Regions from separate parts of the Homo sapiens genome. Here region 1 is linked to region 2. A link is a loop called in an ENCODE intact Hi-C map of the cell type or tissue named here. Cell type or tissue: endothelial cell of umbilical vein. All regions are shown on one strand. Links, peaks and the distances in the headings refer to the core of each region. The heading gives the core; the rest is flanking DNA.

Region 1 (5,396 bases), core at 265-5,264, 180 kb before region 2:
AATGGCAAAAACTATGATTCCTTTTGCACCAGCCTAATAGTTTTTGTTTTTGTTATTTATCTTTCAGTGGAGAATACATAAGATACCTGTATACTTAAAAAAATATAGTCTTTTGTAGTGATTGCAAAGGACGAATATGTGTAAGATAAATGGGCTACATAAACTGCCTTAGATTTGCCTGGAATTAAGAATTTTTGTTTTTATTAGAAATACTTGGTAAACATCTCATGCCCTACAACAGTGTTTTTTTGTTTGTTTTTTGTTTATTTTTGTTTTTTGGGTTTCTTTTTTGAGACAGAGTCTCGCTCTGACGCACAGGCTGGAGTGCGGTGGTGCAATATCGGCTCACTGCAACCTCCGCCTTCTGAGTTCGAGCGATTGATTCTTCTGCCTCAGCCTCCCCAGTAGCTGCGACTACAGGAATGAGGCGCCACGCCCGGCTAATTTTTTTTTTTTTCTCTATTTTTGGAAGGGATGGGGTTTCACCATGTTGGCCAGGCTGCTCTCGAACTGCAACCTCAGGTGATCCATCCGCCTTAGCCTCCCAAAGTGCGGGGATTACAGGCGTGAGCCACCGCGCTCAGCCAGCAGTGTTTCTTAAATTCAAGCTCACATATGTATTTTGCAGGTTCTGCGAAAATTTTCTTGATTTTAAAGAGGATTTGAACAATTCTAACTAAGAACACTGACGTAGAGAATTTTGAAGAATTACGCAGAAATTTGATTTCCAAGGAAGACGAAAACAAACCTTTCCTATTCTGACTTTAGACAAGACTGTTTAAATCCTTGAGTGTCAGATTTATAACCATTAAAATATACGTACCAATGTATATAATCGTATAGATTCCTTTGGGCTCTAAGAATCACTGGTTCTGAACTTTGTCCTTACACATGGGAATATTCAAACTGTCACAAAAAAACTCTTGTCCTTAATTAAACATCCTCAGGAATGTATTCTCTGTAACTTCCTAAACAGGTTCATTAAATTTTTGGTAATTATGATAATAAAGATAGCTTTCTAAAGTATTTCTTCTTTAAAGTCATTTTCTCTTGATATTTATTCTTTACATGTTTCAACACCACAGTTAAGTTAACCCAACATCATCTAAATGTTTACTTGACAGCAGAAGAAATATATATAAGAAATATATATATTTGAAATATATAAGAAATATATATACACACATAGACACACATAGTTACACATTCATATATATAAGCATGTATATATACCTAGGTAAATATTATATAAAAAGAATAGACAGACATGTTTGTTGCTGAATTTGCCCTTTCTTTGATTTCTGCAATTATTAATTTTTTTAAAAATGCGTAACTTTTTTGATAAATGTCAATTGTGGAAAACCTATATCTGAAGTAGTATTTATTTGTTATATATATGAAAAATAAAATTAGTATACATACATATTTACTGTTATATATACACACACACTGTACAGACTTTATATAGTCTATACTCGCGATATACTTTCTTTGTAAACACACACAAAACATATATATTAATATATTATATACAATTCTATGTATTCTCTTGCTGTTTCTCTGTCTCTATATATACTATACAGAGTATATATACTCTGTGTGTATATATGTGTATATTCTTTGTATATATACACACACTGCACATATATAGATATACTGTAAATAATTTACACATACTAACAAAGTATAAAATATACAAATATGTATTTTATATAATTATATAATATGTAATAGTATACTCATAGTATATATGTTTATTATTCTATACAAGTTACTTTGTTAGACGTTTTGTATGTCAAACATAGTGCCAATATATATTGATTTTCTTGTAATAATGGTACATTACTGAATCTTATTCAACTGTGGTCACTTAGGATTTTCAGAAATCAGTTTTTCCATGCTTAATGTATAGTAAATATCCCCCCTTTTATATTTCTGTTGTTGGTGTTTGACATGCCATCTTGAATTTATTTGTAGTAATTTCATCTTTTGTTTTCAAGTAGATATTGTTTTACATTATTACTTTAAGTGACTAAATAACTTTTGAAAAATTTCCTCATTCAGAATATAAGATAATAGTCTAATTGATTTACATACTTTATATGCAGTATCTTTTTTGCTTCATTATTTTTATTAAATAAAATTACAGTGAACAAGAGGATATCACTTAATGTACCCGCCCAGGATTCCCAGAGTTTTGCTAGAACATTGATATTTTATTTTGGCATACCTTTCTAAACTACCTGTGCCCGTACTTTACACCACAATGATCAATTCCATAATTCCTAGCTAAATGTAAGAGGGAAAAATTACGTCTTACGGATATCAAGTGACATATCTAGCTAACTTCTCATCTGGGTAGTATTCACTCTGTTGAAAAATATTTAATGGTTATTAAAAGAATGAAAGCACACATTAGTTGCTTTGGTAGAATATTTTTTATGGTTTCTAACAAATAAACAGATTATATTTTCACACATCATCCATCAACTTTTTTTCAGCATTAAGACTAACAAAAATATCATTTCTCAAATGTTAGTTGCTGCACTCATCTTTCAGATGTAAAAATTCATTTTAAATGAAAGTAAAGGTTAAAGTCTATATAAAATGAAGATGACCTTCTGCAGGATAACTTCATGTGAATGTCATGGGTTTGCAGAAGGATTTGAATCAGACCAGGCTCCCAATAGTCTTTAGCAAAACTATAGGCTAAAATACATCATCAATAGACCTCAGGAAATCAAGTTTATTAGTCACTCTAATGGATTGTTTTGGAGTATTCAATCAACTCAAGTCACATAAGGAAAAGCAATTTTAAAAAAACAACTTTGAAAAGAGAATATTCACTCCAAGTGCTTTCTGAAAATGGCTTACTTGTTTTAAAATTAGTCTTATGCTAAAAATATTTCCATATGGTTTCTATTTTGACCTATGAGCAACACAGCTGTAATATTTCTTTATAAAACATGTGTCCTAGTTTAATGTTTTTGAGTAGCTAGATGCCGCGTATTAGGTATTTTAAACCAAAGGAGATTTCCATGAAAGGATATTTCTTTCCTTACTGGCAGACTCTGATATGCACACTTCCGGAACTTCAGTGTTTCCTGATATTTTAATCTGGTTACCCTTCAGTCACAATGTTATTTCCTAGCAGATCCCGTTATTCATATTGCATTGTGTAATGTGGAAGTATAAATAGTTTATGTCTGAGAAGATATTCCCAAGTGTGTGGCTCAAACTGGAACCTATGGAAAACAGCTTTCATTCTGCCCCTGACCAATATGCTTCCCAGTTCTGGTTATCTCTCACTGAGACTAAAAGGCTTTGCGAAATATCTAGAATTTCTTTGGAAGAGTAGTTAAGCTTTCATAGCACCCCTGTAACATTGGCAAATTTGGGCTTTCCTTCTTGGTATGGATTTTTCTCTCTTCTTCACATAGATCATTTTTTATTCCTTCAAGTCTCAATTTAAAGGTTAAGTTTCAATTGGGCATCATTTCTCACTCTTTTTCCTTTTGGTGAGATTGACCTGGGTTTCTGCTCTCTGTATTCTCTTCTCAAGGGATGTATTTCCCTTTTGGAACATTCTTCATAATGTATGACTATTGTTTATTTTCAACTCTGTAGGTTTATTTTAAATTTTTTCATAGCAAAGATTGACTTATTCATCTCTATAACTAATAAGAAGCATAAATTCCCAGTATATGTTACGGTGGAGGTTGAGGCACATGTGCAAAGGGGTGGGGAATAAAAATGGGCAAAGTTGTGCTGAAGTTAGACATTGCAATTTGGTTCAGTTAGTTCTCTAGAGCAATTCAAACAAGCAGGGAACCAAGCAGAATTGAGGAAGAGGTTTTTTTCATCGATCTGGGTAGCACTAGAAATTATTTTCACTAGGCAGTATTGTGAAGAAGAGGGAAACTTTCAAGAAGGAAGGCTTGAATTCTAAATAGTGAGGATGTAATCTGGATAGTTTGTTTTCCTGCAATTTATTATTAATCAAACTATGTATCAACTTGTGCCCTGAATCTACTAAATTATGAAATTAATGCTTACTAAATTTTACCTGCCTGTGGTGTTGCTAGGGTAAAAATAAAAGAGCAAGTTCTGATAAGAAAAGTAGATGAATCATAATAATGAGGCATGACGCATGGGAGCATCCAGTTTGACCATCTATAAATTCATCCTGGCCACCTGAGAAAAGTACCCTAGATCTATAATTTAGTAACAGTTTTCTCTTGGGTGTTATCTTTCAAAATCTGCATAAAGAAATCAATCCATTATTTTTTAATATTAATTTATCATGGTGTTCAATAGAGGAAAAATCGTTACTAAAAATATTTTAGCTGGGGAAATAAATTAATTGTCATTATTTTATAAATTCTAAGACTAAAATTTCATAATCAGAACAAAGCGCTATACTGCTATATTAACGAACTACAGGGAAAGCTCAATAATTTGTTCTATTACCTTTTACTTTCAAGGCTCAATCTTTTAATGAGTGATAGAAGGTGCACAGGTAACCTCGGAAATTCCCTTGTTTATTTGACTTTTCAGGAGAAAAGAACATTGATCAATATGCAAAATATATACTGAGTTAATTTGCATTAAGTTATTCTAATTTAAGTCAAGATGACTGGTCGATTACGCATTCAGAGATTTCTTATATATAGTAAAATAATTAATATATTTTAACTAATTATTAAATATTAAATAGTTGGGAGTTTAAAGTTAAATGCAAATATAAATTTTTAGACAGTGAACATGACTAGCTACTTCCTGAGTTTGTGGAGAAAAGTTATTTAATCAATATTCCCATAAATCTTTGAAAACATTACAGGTCCTTATCTTCTTCAAATGATACAAGTGTACTTTAGCTTGAGTGTAATAGTTTAGATTAGGTCTTTTGTTTCTATGTGATTGATCATGGTCAGTTAACTAACTCTAGTGTCTCATGTGGTTGATCATATAATCACAGCCTCAGGCCACAACTTCCAAATTATGGCTATCGCCATTTGTCAAGCCAGCTCAACATACAAGAAGTAAGTTAGAGAATAAGGCAAAAGACTTGGGGCTTGACCACTAGAATTGCCATGTAGGAAACAAGATACTGATACATTCTGCCAACTTTTTCAGAGACTAGTGTGCCATATCAGATTCCTATTGGTAAGAGATCAAAGAAAGAGTCATTTCTGTTTCTTTTTCTCTTTGCTCTAAAACCTTACCCCCCAAATCATTTAAAAACCTGGATGAGTAAATACATTGTAGCAGAATAAGTTTAAAGCCTTTAGCTATAAACTTATTTTTAAAGTGGCTTTAACAATCTTTTTCAGTTATTTGATTACATAAAGGCAAGTATTGGAGCCACATTCACCAGAGGCAAGCTGGAAGTTTTG
Region 2 (5,396 bases), core at 185-5,184:
GATGTATATTCCAATTACCCTGATTTCATCATCATACATTGAATACACATATCAAGATATCACATGTGCCCCCAAAATATATACAACTATTATGTATCAGTAAAAAAACTAATGACTGGAGTAAAATAGAAGGCAATACAAATGCTTACACTCATGCTAAAGACTTGTATTTATTGACTTGTATTTATGGTATAAACTACCTATCAATACATTTCCTAAAGTCGGTTACAAATCAGTTTATGAGTTCATGTGCAGGAAGTGTGTGTCTAGAAATTGTGGATGTGTGTATTCATAAAAGAATTTTAAAAACCATGTCAAAAGATTAATATTATTTTTGGTAAGAAGAATAAATAATTATAATAGTTTTATATATTTGCAGTAATTAAAAAATAGTAATATAATAAACACCTTTGTATCTGCCACTCAGTTTTAATTTATCTTAATGTTCTGTCACACTGGCTTCAGATCTGTTTTTTTTTACACTGATAAAATATTTTGGTACATTTAAAGTACCTTATGTTTTTTAAATTTTATTTTATTTTTTCTTTCTTTCTAGGAAGTAGTCTCTATCCTGAATTTGACTTTAATTTTCTGTTCAATTCTTAAAATTATTGGAAAACTTTTACTACATATATATGTTCTTTGACAATATATAATGTCTTTCGGCTTGTTTTTCATCGTTCATTACTTGGTATCATATTGAATTAACCATTTTTCAATATTTTCCCCATTCAACACTCTGTTATTGAGATATGTCAACTTTATGGGATTCTGGTTCATTTATCACCAGAGAAGCAAGAAAGCAAAGTGATTAAGATTAAAGCTTGAAGACAGACTAAATTAAAATCATAGCTTTGATGCTTACTAGCTTTGTGCTACCTTGTATATGGTACTTAACCTCACTGCACCTCGTTTTCCTCACCTATAAAATTATTTAATAGTTCTTATTTGACAGACTTGTGATAAGTATTAAGTGTGCTAATATTTGTAAGTTACCTAGAGCAGCATATGACGTGGTAATTTAAAAGAGTTTGTTAAAGAAATGACCTGTATCATATTCCATTATATGAAATGTATTCATCATATTTTGTTGAATCTTTAGATATCTCTTTTTTTACCATTGCACACTGTCCAGTATTCTGTTGCTAATAACATGTCTTTGAGGATGTCTCTGTGTGCATTTGCTCAGTCATTTCTGTAAGGTATGCTTGTGATGTGGAATTCTTGGGTCAGAAGATGCAGATGCTTGCTTTCTACATGGATTGCCATTGCACTAGCCATAGCTGTTTTCTCGCTTACAGTAAAATAATGTCTTCTATTACTGGAGAAAATTTAAATTTTAATAAAATCAAATGAATTGTGCTTTTCCCTTAAAATTTAATTTCCTTTATAATTTCATCATTTCATTAATAAATTATTCCATATCCTGGAGTTACAAAGATATCAAATAGGAGCCTATTTTTTCAGTTATGGATGACTTATCTACACTATTTATTAAATAGATTTTGAGAATGAAATTATTTTATTTTCTTGCTTAAGCTATCTTTTATTTGACATGTATTATTATCATTATAAATATATATTTAAATCAGAAAAAAAATAAATATTTCCATTCAAACAAAAAACATTGAACCTTTAGATTTCTCAATGATCCCATTGTCTTAACAGTAAGGAGACAGAAGAGAGGAGATCTAATACGAGTTGAGCCAGGTTCTAGGCTCCTGGTTAGACTTCATATGCAGAAGAAACTCTTATCACTGATCCCCATGGTGCTAAATATTTGAAGTACGCATCACTCCCCATTTCCTGTGTGAATCATGTTCTATTTCCATAGTATTTGGAATACTATACTTTTCTGTTTTCACTGATTTTCAATGAACCAATCAACTACCTGTTTCAGCAATGTAAGGTAAGTGACTTTCTACTGTAAATCACGTTATTTAATCCCTTTGATATTCCTATGAAGTACTTATAATTTCCAAATTTTTACAAGAAACCAAGGATCAGAAAGGTTACAATCATGCATAAGCTAAATAGCGGCAATATCAACATTTGAGCCCAGGTAGTAGTGAATCCAAACCAATATTTCTTTATTAACTGTATCATCATTTATTTTTCTTGGAGATAAGACTTAATATTTAAATCAGAATATCTTTGGGTTCACTCACAACACTTTCTTTTAGTTAACATAGTAATCTAAAACCCTAACTGTAAAGGAATTTATATCTTCTTTTCCTTTCTTTTTTTCCCTTTTTTTCCTTCTTTTCAGAGACCAAGTTTTACTCTGTGACCCAGGTTGGAGTGCAGTGATCACAGCTCACTCTAGCCTTGACCTCCCAGGCTCAAGTGATCCTCCAACCTCAGTTTCTCCAGCAGCTGGGACTAGAGGCACACACCACCACACCAACTAATTTTTATTTTCAGTTTTTGTAGAGACAAGTATCTTACTATGTTGCCCAGTCTGGTCTCAAAACTCCTGGGCTTAAGTGATCCTCCTGCCTTGGCCTCCCAAAGTGCTGGGATTACAGGTGTGAACCCCCATGCCTGGCCCTGATATTTTCCACTCTCCTTTTAAGTGAACTTTGAAGTCAAAATTCTATGGCTCTAAATTATATGGCTCACCTGAAATGTAAATACTTACCAGCACAGAAAGAAGTAATGAGGTTTTGATGGAAGTATTCCTATCTCAGAGTTAACTGTGGATATTTGTTGTACAAAAATTCATTGTTTTCTAAAAGTGAGATACATTGAAAGGAAAACATTAGGAGCCTATTAAAAATAAAGCTTAAATCACCATTTGTTTTAATTTTCTTCAAAAATTTGACTTTTGTTCACATCTCTATAAACATGTGGAGTATGTTTTTTGACAATGCAGTTACTTCCGGCATTGATAAAACCAAATAACACAAACACTCAAGGCTGTTTCCGAAAACTGAAATACAGATTTCATAACAGCCAACCACATCCTGAGTCATGCTTAAATGAGTGACACAATACAAATGTATCCTTTCTAACGTGGAAATTCTTTCAATCATCAGGCCAGCTATTGTTTGTAGCTCCTCACTTTCTTGCACAATCCTCCCTCCATTATTGTTTTGCTGTATGTCTAATTGTGGGGCTCTCCATGTTGCTATTATGAGTTTTCTAGCTGTGGATACAGATGTCACATCAATTGCAACTCTGTTTCATAGGTTATTTGGATATATTGTCTGCCATCTACAATTGGACAACTGATTGCCATGCATGAATTGCTCTAACTTCCTTCTTTTATCCAATTTCAAAACAAAGACAAACGTATCCTGCTAAGCTGCAATGAGGACAGATCTTGAGACATGAGGAGGCACTTCACACTGAATCCCCATTCTTGGGAATTTGGTATTGCTATTTCCTGAATGTAAGAACACTTTGGTGTCATAAATAAAGTCTAAGATATAAAAGACATTAACTTTTCCTCTGGGACAACAGCAGTACTTAGAAGTGCTTTCATAAGAAAAATATCTTGCAAATAAATTCTAGTCCTTTATTGCTCACAGTATCTTTGCAAAGTTCTTCCTATTAATCGAATTCTATTTTCAAAGGAAGGCCTGTTTTTGTACTATTCATTTATTTTTTATCTTGTCACTCAGAATTTTGCTAATTGGCTATAAAAATCAACTTTCTCTTTTCAGGTTAGCAAATCAACATTTTTTTTTAATCTATAGGAATCAACATAAGATGGGCTTGCAGGTCAAATTGCTGGGTTCAAATATTGACTCTGTTTTTACTAAATGGGTAACTGTCATTAAGTCTATTTCTCTGTGTCCAAGTCTTCATTTGTCAAATGAATTACAATTGGACAGATTTTACAGCTTAGGTAAAGGTTAAATTAGCTAATACATGAAAAAGATTTAGCAAAACAGCTAGGTTATACAGTCAGGTATAACATTGAAAAATATTAGCTCTAATAATTTTGGCCATGTTAGCTCTTAATAAAATGCATATATACAGGCAATATTGCTAAGTTTTGATTCAATCTTTCTCTTTGTAAGGCACCCTTATTTATTCCTAATTTATTCCTTTTGTCTTTACATTGTATTATTTATGTTGTTCAAAATCAAATATAATTCCTCTATCCTTATCCCATGTTTGTTGGATTATTTTGTTTATAAAGTGTATTTATTTGTCTAACCTTTCAATCAAGTGACAAGAATCTTGTCATTTACTGCCCAGGATAAAGAGGATAGATGGAATAAATAAGGTTGGCCCAGAGGAGTGATACAGATTTGCATGTGTGTCTCTGCCCAAATCTCATTTTGAATTGTTATCTCCAGTCTTGGAGGTGGGGCCTGGATGGAGGTGAATGGATCATGGGGGCAGATTTCTCGTGCACAGTTTAGCACCATCTTCTCGGTTCTGTCCTCAGGATAGTGAGTAAGTTCTCATGAAATCTGGGTGTTTAAAAGCAGCTGCATCCTGGCTGGGCATGGTGGTTCATGCCTGTAATCCCAGCAGTTTGGAAGGCTGAGGCAGGAAGATCACAAGGTCAAGAGATCGAGACCATGCTGGCCAACATGGTGAAAACCCGTCTCTACCTAAAAAAATACAAAAATTAGCTGGGTGTGGTGGCACACGCCTGTAGTCCCAGCTACTCAGGAGGCTGAGGCAGGAGAATTGCTTGAACCAGGGAGGCAGAGGTTGCAGTGATCCTAGATCGTGCCACTGCACTTAAGCCTGGCAACAGAGCAAGAGTGTGTCAAAATAAATAAATAAATAAATAAATAAATAAAAATTTAAAAAGCAGCTGCATCCTGACCACTCCAGCTCTAGCTCAAAGAGGCCCAGGTACAGCTTCAGCTGCTGCTTCAGAGGGTGCAAGCCTTAAGCCTTGGAGGCTTCCACTTGGTTTTAAGCCTGCAGGTGCACAGAGTGCAAGAGTTGAGGCTTGGGAGCCTCCACCTAGATTTCAGAGAATGTATGGAAAAGCCCAAGTGTCCAAACAGAGACCTACCCAGGGTCAGAGCCCTTACGGAGAACCTATACTAGTGTAATGCAGAGAGAAGATACGCGTTGGAGACCCTACACAAAATCCTCACTGGGGCACTGCCTAATGGAGCTGTGTGAAGAGGGCTACTGTCTCCCTGACCCAGAATAGTAGCTACAGTAGTAGCTTACACCCTCAGCATAGAAAATCTGCAGGCACTCAACAACCTGTAATAGCAGCCTCTGGGGCTGAACCCTGCAAAAGCCACAGGGCTAGAGCTGCTAGAGGCTTTAGGAGCCTACCCCTTGCATCATTGTTCCCTGGATGTGAAACATAGAGTCAAAGGAGGTTATTTTGGAGCTCTTAAAATGACTGCCCTGCTGGGTTTCAAACATGCGTGGAGCCTATAATACCTTTCTTTTGGCTAACTTATCCC

Evidence for each region. A loop is a pair of places that touch in the nucleus more often than their neighbours do. Peaks named below come from ENCODE experiments on the same cell type or tissue, not always from the same donor. Only the 100,000 strongest peaks of a DNase experiment are listed, where the experiment ranks them.
Region 1: it touches region 2 in a loop (2.3-fold over the local background); 1 of 110 quality-filtered maps calls a loop at or near these places.

Annotation. Positions count from the first base shown.
Region 1 is chr5:100,844,690-100,850,085 of GRCh38, reverse strand. All of the region lies in intron 4 of ST8SIA4 (ST8 alpha-N-acetyl-neuraminide alpha-2,8-sialyltransferase 4), which reads left to right. Among named protein-coding and RNA genes, the nearest start is that of MIR548P, 31 kb to the right of the region's middle. In endothelial cell of umbilical vein, for the core only: no CTCF peak of the experiment used is centred there; a DNase peak (open chromatin) is centred at 3,115; H3K27ac peaks cover 2,526 bases.
Region 2 is chr5:100,665,111-100,670,506 of GRCh38, reverse strand. No RefSeq gene overlaps it. Among named protein-coding and RNA genes, the nearest start is that of FAM174A, 130 kb to the right of the region's middle. RefSeq lists silencers at 1,675-1,875, 2,915-3,115. In endothelial cell of umbilical vein, for the core only: no CTCF peak of the experiment used is centred there; a DNase peak (open chromatin) is centred at 3,066; H3K27ac peaks cover 1,615 bases.